Regions from separate parts of the Homo sapiens genome. Here region 1 is linked to region 2. Evidence: read pairs that join two places in POLR2A ChIA-PET (ENCODE). Cell type or tissue: Caco-2. All regions are shown on one strand. Each heading gives the region's core, and the rest is flanking DNA. Links, peaks and the distances in the headings are about the cores only. Region 1 overlaps TRIM9 (tripartite motif containing 9). Region 2 overlaps TRIM9 (tripartite motif containing 9).

What was found. Peaks named below come from ENCODE experiments on the same cell type or tissue, not always from the same donor. Only the 100,000 strongest peaks of a DNase experiment are listed, where the experiment ranks them.
Region 1: POLR2A ChIA-PET joins it to region 2 with 6 read pairs; 2 of 35 experiments call an interaction of 5 or more read pairs at or near these places.

Annotation. Positions count from the first base shown.
Region 1 is chr14:50,986,769-50,992,158 of GRCh38, reverse strand. The region is part of intron 7 of TRIM9 (tripartite motif containing 9); the gene reads left to right. Among named protein-coding and RNA genes, the nearest start is that of PYGL, 45 kb to the right of the region's middle. In Caco-2, for the core only: no CTCF peak of the experiment used is centred there; no DNase peak of the experiment used is centred there.
Region 2 is chr14:51,084,651-51,090,040 of GRCh38, reverse strand. The region is part of intron 1 of TRIM9 (tripartite motif containing 9); the gene reads left to right. Among named protein-coding and RNA genes, the nearest start is that of TRIM9, 7.8 kb to the left of the region's middle. In Caco-2, for the core only: no CTCF peak of the experiment used is centred there; a DNase peak (open chromatin) is centred at 2,910.

The DNA of each region.
Region 1 (5,390 bases), core at 262-5,261, 98 kb after region 2:
ATCTAATCCCTCTAGCCAAAATTCCAAGGAGGACAGTGATGTGTGTGCCTTTCCAATCCCTAACCACTACATAAACTAAACACTCTATTTAAAGAAGAAAAGATGTATCCTTAACACAGTTAGGGTTTATTAGGTCCTCTACACAAACCTTGGTCCCCACTGAGACCACTGAAATGTGCCCTGGGGCCAGTGGCATAAGCTTTACCTTTTGTATATTTCTAGGTTACAAAGGAGCAGCAATAGTCTTGTCACCCCAAAATTTTATCCTCCAGGAATTGATCCTACCTGAGTCTCTATTGTATCCCTCCACAGCTGTGGTGTAACTTGGATATGTCCCTTAGCCTCTCTGGACTTCAGTTTTCTCATCTCTAAAACCATGGACTTACAGCTGAGGACCTCTGAGTCTTTACAATTAGTACCTTTGTGGCTTCTCTCTCTAAAACTGCTGTTGAAAGTTGTTTCAGAAAATGCTATGAAGCAGCATTAGATACCTCCTGCCTCCTCCAAGGGTCATAATGAGTCTTAAAGTTATGCCTATGATACTGAAAATTCAACACTAATAGAAAATGATTGATAAAGGATCATATAAGGAAATGTATATGGTCTACTGAAAGATGGTTTTTCTGTCTCTGCTTTTCCTGACCCAGAGCATCTGGGCCTCTCCAAAAATAGTTAGAAGAATATGCATTTCCAGGACAAAGTTCTCAAGGTAGGTAATCATACCTGACCATATTTGGGTAAATTTTACAAAATCCAAGGTGAGAGGCATAATGATAGGTTTCAGAGCCCAGAAAAGAGAGATACTTTGTTCTTTTAAATTTTGACACATGCATGATATCCCAGGGAATTTCTTGCATTTTTCCATGGGACTGAGATTCAGAACCCTATTTTTGGTTCTGGGAAGTGTGCTTTGCAACTGATACCCTGGAAAGCAGTTTCATTCTTTGGAATCCTCTGTATGTAATTGAAATACAGGAATTTTCAGTTCCTCTGATGATAGTTCCTTATAAATAATGCCATGGTATTCTAAATTGGAGTGGAGAACTTGGTGATGAAGTATGCATCTGTCCTTGGGGTGGCAAAAGCTGTTTCATTCTTCTAAAAGAAGGTTTTCAAAACAGATTTGTTTCTCACTTCTCAATTGCAATTAATGCCACACTTAACAAAGCTTAAAATACCACCTTTTATTATAAATTATGTACCAGTTGGACATAATTGTGACTTTGGCTGCTTATAAGACCATTTATGAAAACAGCCTCATTCTTCATTCATTTCTTTGTCTCTTTTAAAATCTTCCCAACAAAAGCAAATTATTTTACAGCTGGTTTATAATTGAGTTGAAACTCATCTTTAACACTGTACAATTCTTCGTGACATGTCTTGCCTTACCGTGCTCCAAAATACAACCATCTTATTGGACCTGGGTTCAAGGGCTGCTTAAGTTATGAAGTTGTTCACTGCCAGACAGGAGGACAACCCAGACTTCTACCAGGACACAGAGGGCACTGGATTAGTATACACTATCATAAGCAACCACAATCTGTTTGCTTTTCCTCTTTAGATTCCAAAAATAACACCCCAAAGGCTACCTTTTCAAATATTCTACAACATCTGCAAAAATCTTTAGTACTCTGTCCTTGGAGTCAGTCAAGAAATTCCACCCCCAGAAGTGTAAAAACCAATCAATAATATATGACACTGATTTTCTCTAAATTATTATTTTTCTTATGGTTGAGTCTCCTGCCAACTTTATGTTTCCCAACGGCTCAATTCTACTGCAATGTCTGGCACATGACAGGTGTTCAATAGCGTTGGCTAATGAACAAATAAAAGAAATATATGGGCTGGGTGCCATGGCTCATGCCTGTAATCTCAACACTGGGGAGGCTGAGGTGGGAGGACTGCTTGAGGCCAGTGGTTTGAGACCAGCCTGGGCAACATAAAAAGACCTTGTCTCTACAGAAAAAATTAAAATTGGCCAGGTGCAGTGGTATGCACCTGTAGTTCCAGCTACTCAGGATGCTGAGGGAGGAGGATCCCTTGAGCCCAGGAGTTCAAGGCTGCAGTGAGCTATGATCAACACCACTACACTCTAGCCTGGATGACCAAGTGAGACCCTGTCTCTAAAAAAGAAATAAAGAAACAAAAGAAATATATGGTGGCCAAACAGGAGTACATCACCTAGATATTCTCAGTCAATAATACAAGTGGTCCCCAGCCAATCTTTGCTTTGTTGATTCTTGATTGCTTTTTTTAAGCAGAGGTCTCTGCCCTTATCTAGACCCTAACTCCAGACTCCAGCCAATCCTAGTGAGGAAGGGAAAGAAGTCCAGGAAAGAGCAAGAGGAAAATGATGGTCATTGACAGAGTTGATGGAAAGCATATCTTGATACGTATTCGTTACGAACACAGTCCCGTCCTAGAGTTATAGTTATGCCTAGAGTCACCACATTTGGCCATTGACATACTGTTTTCCATTGCTCTTTCCTGCTAAACTGCTTTCATTCAGCAAAGCTCTGCAACCACACGGGATCCCTGCGTGTGATGAAATATGATGTGATGTTAAACGTCTCTTCAGGAGCTCCTCATTTTTCTCTAGTGATCTATAAAGTTAAAAATTAATAATAATTATTATCCTGCATATTAGCTGTGACCTGAAACATAGCTTTGTATCATGTATTGTGAAAAAAAAATGACAACCTCATTCCTCTTTGTCCTTAATAATAGAATATGAATGGCTGAGAAGCCTTCTCCATATTGTGATAGTTGTGTTTTGAAGGGGAGGTGAGGAAGTAGTGTGTGCCTTCTTCCTGCATCCCATGGGCATAACGCAGAATACGCACTTAAGTAGGTGTGTGCACATTCAATGTGTGTTAAGTGTGATTCGGCTAAACCAGGGAGTGGCAATACTGTTCTCAATGTTGTCATATTGTCTTTGATTCATGCCTTTGAACATGTCCAGAGGGCATGACCAGGAGAGTAAAGGATTTGGAATCCATACATAGTGAAATGGTTGGACATTGACTCTATTTAGCCCAGAAAAGGGAAGATTTAAAGAGGATTGGTGACTGGCCTCAAATACTTGAAGAACTAGTGATCTGTTCCATGTGGCCCCAGATAGTAACGCTACAATTGGAGAGTGGAGCTCCCAAAGAGGTATGTCTAGACCAATATAAGCAATAACTGCCAACTAGAGGGAGCTGGCTGGAAGCAATGAGTTCCTCATCCCAGGGGACTTCAAGGGGAAGCTTGATGGCAGCTCCTCTGATGATATTAAGTTTCTTCCCTCTAAGACTCCTGAAATCTAAGGTAATGTGAAGTGGTATAGATGACTTACAGGCAGCTGACCCAGCATGTGCACTACATGCCCATGGGGAAGGGCATGAAGGGAGAATTGCTTGTTTAGTTAAGCTGGGATCAGTTGGAAAGTGTTTCTCTCTTGTAATTCATTTGAAAAGTTCTCATTGCAAGGTAGGATTTTTTTGTTGTTGTTAACAGCTACTTAGAGAAAATACGGTAAAAGCCCAGCTGGTAGGTAATGGGAGGTCATAGATGGGGAAAAAACTCAAAAAAAAAAAAAAAAAGAAATGGTTGTACAGTATGGATGTTAAATAAACTTGCCTGATTAGAGTGAAAGGAGTCAAGGAAAATTGGGTCATCAGTAAACAATGGATCCACATGGAAGGATAGGAAGAGCCATAACCATCTTAATGCCAAGTTACTAATCCCGTGAATAACCATAGCTACCCTCAGTCCCCACCCTATAAAGGGGTGTCATCACCTACTCTAAGTTCTTCTTGGTGCTGAGAATAGAAAAGGTAAGTACAATTTATGATGGGATTGGATACACTCCCCAAGGTCTGTGTTCAGTAAACATCTCTTCACTGGTTTTCAGATAACTGCTTGGGAATTCAATGCACTCTGAAATTCATATTATTTTATATGTCCTTTCCATTAAATTTTAAAGCAACAAATATTTTCAATATCATGAATTGACTGTCACACCTAGTGAAAAATACATTTCCAAGCAAATTCTTGTTAATAAAAAAATCTTTTAGTCCGGGTGTGGTAGCTCACGCCTGTAATCTCAGCACTTTGGGAGGCTGGGGCAGGCAGATCGCTTTGAGCTCAGGAGTTCAAGACCAGCCTGGACAACATGGCAAAACCCCATTTCTACAAAAAATAGAAAAATTAGCTGGGCGTGATGGCTCACGCCTGTAGTCCCTGCTACTCTGGAGGCTGAGGTTGAAGAATCACTTGATCCAGGAAGCAAAGGTTGCAGTGAGCTGAGATCGTGGCATTGCATTCTGGCCTGGGCAACAGAGTGAGACCCTGTCTCAAAAAATAATAAATAATACTAAATAAATAAATAAATAAAATATTTTATTGACATAAATATAGTTGTAAATGCCTTCGCTCCATAATAGAAACCCATGCCAGTTTGTGGTGCTTGGGTGTTGTATTTTGAATTTTTCTATTACACTCAAAGGCTAATTTCCCCTTAAGATGATTATAACAAATAATTTTTGATTTATCATATCTGAAGAAAGAAATGATAATACATGATATTAAGTCATTCAAACCATATGAAGTTTAGGTAGGAGAAAAATGTATTCTTAGTGGGAACACAAAGTCTTGACTCCATAAATAGCAATTCCTTTTCTCTGAGATCTGGTTTATACTTTCATTTTTTAAAAGTCATCCCCCCACAGATAAGTCTAAAGCCTGAAAAGCTAACTTTAATATTGTAAGTTCAGAGGCTGACTCTTGGAGGTATTAAATTAAAACTTGCCAATGCCCTTGTTCAGAGCTCTTCACATAGGATGATATTCTGCACACACACGTGCTCCAGTTATTTTTGCTTCAACATGCGAGTAACATTTTGATAGAAGTGTATGTCCAGCAAAGAATTGCTGCTAACTGATTCAAACCAGAAAAAAATTCACGGAAATACCCTCTGGTCACAGAAACAAAATTATTATTTCAATGAGAAGAAAGTTCCTTTGTGATTTTGGACATGGCATATTACCTTCCTACCATCTGTATTTCCTAAATTATTGCTATTAGACTGAATGTTAAGAAGGCTTCAATTGGCGAAAGATCCACCTCTGACTAGACCACACCGTGCATAGAACCAGCTATTGTTTGACAAAATAGAAAGGACCAATTTTAGTAATTCAGAGAAACTAACTCATGCCCTTCTAAAACCAGATCAAATAATTGTTAAGTCTTTAGTCTGATATAATAATTATCTTCAGGCCAAACCTGACTATCTGAACAGAAACAGATATTTTGCCACCAATGCACCTCACCACTGCCTACAGTCTGTTTATCATTAGAGAAACAAAGATGGTCAAGTGACATCCCTAGAGTCTGATCATAATTCAGAA
Region 2 (5,390 bases), core at 241-5,240:
CACTTACTTGCAGGAAACTTTTTGCAAGTATCATCACCTGTCTGTACTTCCCACCTACAAAGATATAAGGGAGTTAAAATTACAATTGTGAAAGGATTTTGATAAGGTAAATTAAATGTTTATAATTTACTAATTTCAGTTCAACACAACCATAAACATTCATGTCAAACAGAGTCAATGTCTCACCAGTCAACAATTACTGCGTAAAAATCTCATCCCCCAACTTGGGGTACTTTTCTGGATCCTTTTCAGAGCATAGGGTACAGTCCAAAGCTGCTCTGAAAGGTGGCCTAAAAGAGTGAGACTCTTCCTCATGGGTCCAGAGAGAATATTCAGTTGAATTAAGCTCAAGAAATAAGAATACTATACAAAGATTTATATATTAAACAAAAGTATTCTGTTTTTCTCTAAGTAAGCTGAAATAGCTGATAAGGCTCCGTTTTTTTCAGATTCTCCAATAAAGATATTGTTACCAGTTTGAAGTAGCAGAAATTGTTTCTCCTGTATATGCCATGAAAAGATGCTATTAATTGGAGTTTCAGGTCAAATCACAGTTTGCATAAAGTAAGAGACAATTATCACAGCCATCTGTTCTTGTGTAATGAAAATAATGTACAGGGAACATTTGTCCTTACCATCAGTATGATAAATTGCACTTTCCTCACCTAAACAAGTTGGTGGACTTTTCAAAGTGTATATACACATACAACTTAACTTTGGCCTACAGAAGGATAGAAGAACCTATAACAAGATAAATGTTTAAGAATCAAATAGTTATAAATAAATATCATTTGTTTATCAGTTTTATCAGGGATTATTCATTGAAAGGATCAGAAACCCACTTAGGTGATCTCAGAGGATTTCATGGGAAGTGAAATAAAATCAACTCACAAGGAGAATGGAACTATAAAGCTAGAAACTAAGTTCACTCTCAGCATCAGTCAGGTTGGACTATGCTCCAGTAACAAATCTTCGAATCTCAGTGAATTATAATGGCATCTAATTTCTTACTTATTCATGTCAGTGTCCACTGAGAGTCTTTTTTTTTTTTTCTTTGCTTTAGCTTGTTTGTGTTGGTTTCCTGCCACTTGCAACCAAGAAGTCCTGACTTACAAAAGCATATGAATTAACACATGTAAATACTTTAAGATTCTAATTTTTATTCATCCTAGATATTGTCTTTAGAATATTGTGTTTAGAAGGCTGCATTCTGATGCCATAAATACAAATAGAGGGGCGGTTTTTGATTCAATGAAGCAGAAATCATATCATATTCAATGTTATCTACCCATTCACCACTAGGTAGCTTTTATTAGCCTTTTGGTTATTTTCTTCAGTTATTTTTATTGTGAGGTTTTTCACAAAGAGGCCGAAGAGATTTTTTTTTTTTTTTACCAACTCGAAATTACTCCATGTATGTAGTGATGACACTTTTAAGAACATTAGGCCAGACAGGGAGGTCCTGAAATCGAACTTCTGCCAATAATTGATTTGTTTGTTTTCAAAGGCAAGAAAACCTCTGAAGATATGTATGAGCACTCCACAATTCTTTTTGTTTTATCTATACTCTAGGTCAGCATTTCTCAAACTCTGCTCCCACGAGTTTTCCATAGTTAAATAAGTTTGAGACTCTCCATTCTGAACAGGCTGCAGGTAGTTCACATTGTATATTGTATCAATATGCCTATGTATACACATCCTGCAACAAACAAAGCCACTTGATTCAATGTAGCATTTTCCAAATTTGTCTAACTTTGGAAACTCTGTTAGAGTGCCACACAAGTTTGGAGAACACTAGTTCAGGTAGTTATTAGTGAATAAGTTAGTAAGTAATTGTTATTCATTTCTTGTCTATGTAGATTAGAATACCTAAAACTATGCCTGCAGCAAACCTATCCTTAAATCTTAAATCTTGCATTAATTCTTAAAGCAAATGTTAAAAGTTAAATTTATTTTATTTTTTAAACATTAAAAGTCAAAGAGGTAAAAATAATTAACATAAGTTTTGTAGTATTTATATGTATGGACTGGAATACATGTTGTCCCCCTTTCTATTGTAAATAACTCAAAAAATGATTTTAGGCATGAGGAATATTAATGTAATATAATTTTAAAAACCACCACTTCATTCTACTTTAGACTACTTTTAGGTTTTGTATACATGATACCAAATGACTGGTCTAATTGAGTTTTTCATTAATCTGTGGTATACAAAAATAGATTGTTTTAAAGATACTTTTGATGAGCAGAAAAAGACAATATGAAAAGCTTAAAACTTTAATATTGCTCTGGGGACAACATAGCATAACAACTTATGAAGTAAATGCTTGTTTAATGCATTCCAGGTTTTGCTAATATTTTTATATTGACATTTTGGGTCAATTTTTAACCTTAGAACAAGAGTTATCTATAAAATGGCCACCACAGTGTACCTACACTATCAGAGACCATCTAGGTTTTGTTAAGCAGCATATCTAATTCAGCCCAAAGGACATCTCAAAGCCAAGATCATTCCCCTGGGGTGTTCTCACAACCCTAAACTGGGCCCCTATCCTAAACTGAGACCTAACTCCAAGTGAGATTACCCAAGAAACCTAAGCAAAATATATCTAACAGCAGGTTTTCTTTTTTCTAACTGCATCTGTGTCAGGGAAATCATCATGACATCATTTCACTTTTGTTTGGCCCTGGTTTTGCCTTCTTTTTAAACTATCCAGGCCTAAAGTGCAGCATGTTGGCCATGGGTCTAGTCACAATCCCATCTGCCTGCTTAGCTATCTTCTCCTTGACACCCTCTGACTTTCTCCATAGAGCCCCTCCCTTCCTGTCCACTACGCTTGCCCTCCCCCAGTTTCTTAGACCAAACCTTCAGATCACCAGACCAACTAACCTGGCCACACCCAGTTGAGATGAGTCAGCCTCCACAGCTGTGGACCAGACCAGCCTGCCAACCGGGAACCTGATGCTGCTACCCCACCTACCAGAGTTACACCTGCACCAGCAGTGCCCGCCACCTCCCCCCACCCCAGCTGTGTTTAATTGCAGACACTTTTTTATTAAATAACTGTAGAGAGGGAGTTTTCTTCATTTTGGCTGATTCATTTTAAGCTGCAAAAGCAAGAAAACTTTTTTTGAGTGTCTAGTCATGAATAAATAAACATCATTTACTTTTCCCCCCTCCTCAACACGCCTGTCTCAAGAAACTCATCCACTCCGTGGTTTCAATTCCTGCTTGTACCTGATTGTCTGAAACAGATCTGGTCATTTCAGTCCCCTTCCTCTTCACAGTTTGGTCCCAGACTCTCTTCCCAGCCCTGTCACCTGTTCAGCTCACCCTCCTCCATAGCGTCCATATCTGTATTCTAACCCTGAGCATCCTCCCACTGTATTATAATTGCTTCTGTGAGAAATCTTCCACTGAACCCTAATAACTCAATTCCATAGACTGTTTCTTATCTATCTTCTTTTACTCCGTTTCTGTACTTAGTAGAAGTTAGATAAAGGTTGGTTCAATGAAGAAAATAATCAGTAGAGGAAGACTAATAACTAGCAATATAACCCGGTATTTTAAATTTCTCAAATTAGCCTGACAGTAATCATTAAATTTGAAAGCCTGTATTTTATACTTTTTGCTAAAATGTACTGGGCACTTACTACATGCAGGCACTGCTCTAAAGATTTTTACAGCATTTTCTCATTTAATCTTCATAATCCACACATCTTCCTGTGAGAAAACTGGAACACAGGAAGATTATGAAGTCACACCCGTTGTAATTGGCAGGGTCAGAGTTTGAATCCTGGCTGTCTGACTCTACAACTCACATGTTTAACTGCTGTTCTGTTCTACTTTCTGATAAGCCCAGGAAGCATACCTATAAAGCACAGTTTTATGAACTTACAAACTTCAATGACATAACAAATAGCTGGACTCCTTTAGTTCTCGTATATGAAAATTACTGAGAAATTGAGTCATTTTTCTCCTAAGATTCCTTGTGACAAAATAAATTTAGAAAAGAAATTGTGGTGCATGAGGAAAGAGGTGACAAGTATGTTGAATATTCCACAGACCAGATCATCGGAGGTATAGGCCTAATTACCTTACCTATATAATTACCTTACCTGACAGAGATGGGGTTCATCCTGCTTCTCTGTCAGAACTAAGTAACAAATAGACAGTAAGATTTTACCAGCTCAACCATGGAGCATTGTCTCTCTTCTAACAAAATAATGCATCCCAAAATTTACAGACATAAAAACCATAAACTAATAAGTAGATTTTAATAATTACAGACCAAAAAAACCATAAACTAATAAGTAGATTTTAAAAATAAAAATCCATAGGCATTTTAAGTATCTTTATTTCTACACATCTAAACATTTATAAGTCCATTTTTGAAAACACAAAACATGTTTAAATCTGTAAGCAAGTATCTGTTTACTTTCAGTTTTTTCTTGTACCTTTTGCCTATGTGGTTAAAAGAAAATATGCGTATTCCAGTTCAGAATAGAAAGCTGATCCACCTTTCACCATATAAAAAGGAATATGTGAACCGAGGAGGATATCGTTTAAGAATGGATTTAAACACTGCCAAATAAAACTGTTTTTCATAGCCTTGCATAGAAGCAGAACTGCGTGTTTTATACTAACAGTTCTGATCAAAGAAGAAACTGTCCCTTTTAAAGAGCTGGCTTTGGAAATAGAATGCTAAACATTATTCTTTGGTGCGGGAATAGCCACCTTCTGTCAGGAGTACATGTAGATGGTTAATTCTCATCCACCGCTGATTTATTCATGTGACACTGACTTTCTAGCTGGGTAGCATCAGTCAGTTTTATTGAGGTTTTTGCTCATCTCCTCTTACTCTTACTTTGCTTGCAGCCTGCACTTTAAGAAGTAACTGTGTGGCACCAAATATTCATCACTTACTCCCATGCTCCAGGAGAGCCTGAGAGAATAACACTGTTCTGGCCTGCGCTGTCTATCAGTCTAAGGCATTATTAGTCTCTGAACAAAGCAGGTTGCAGAGAGGAGTAAATGGCAATATAGGGAATTAAACACTTTCTGTCTAGAGCAGGTCTTTATAACAGGCTTTGTGATTTTGTAGAGGGCAAAATCTTGGATGGTCAAATATACACAGGCTCAACTGTAAGCCCAGCTCATCCAAAGCCAAATTACTCTATGACATAATCTACCTCTTTTGATTGTCTGTACTTTAGTTTCTTTTCATCAGTGCAAACAAAAATCAACAGCTGACTTTACTAGATATATATAGTCCATTACCTAGCACTGCTGATATTTATGCAATCATGAAGTGCATCAATTCATAAAACTAATAAAATGGTGTCACTTATGCTGTCCCATTATCTTGGAATAATGTTATCCCAAGAGC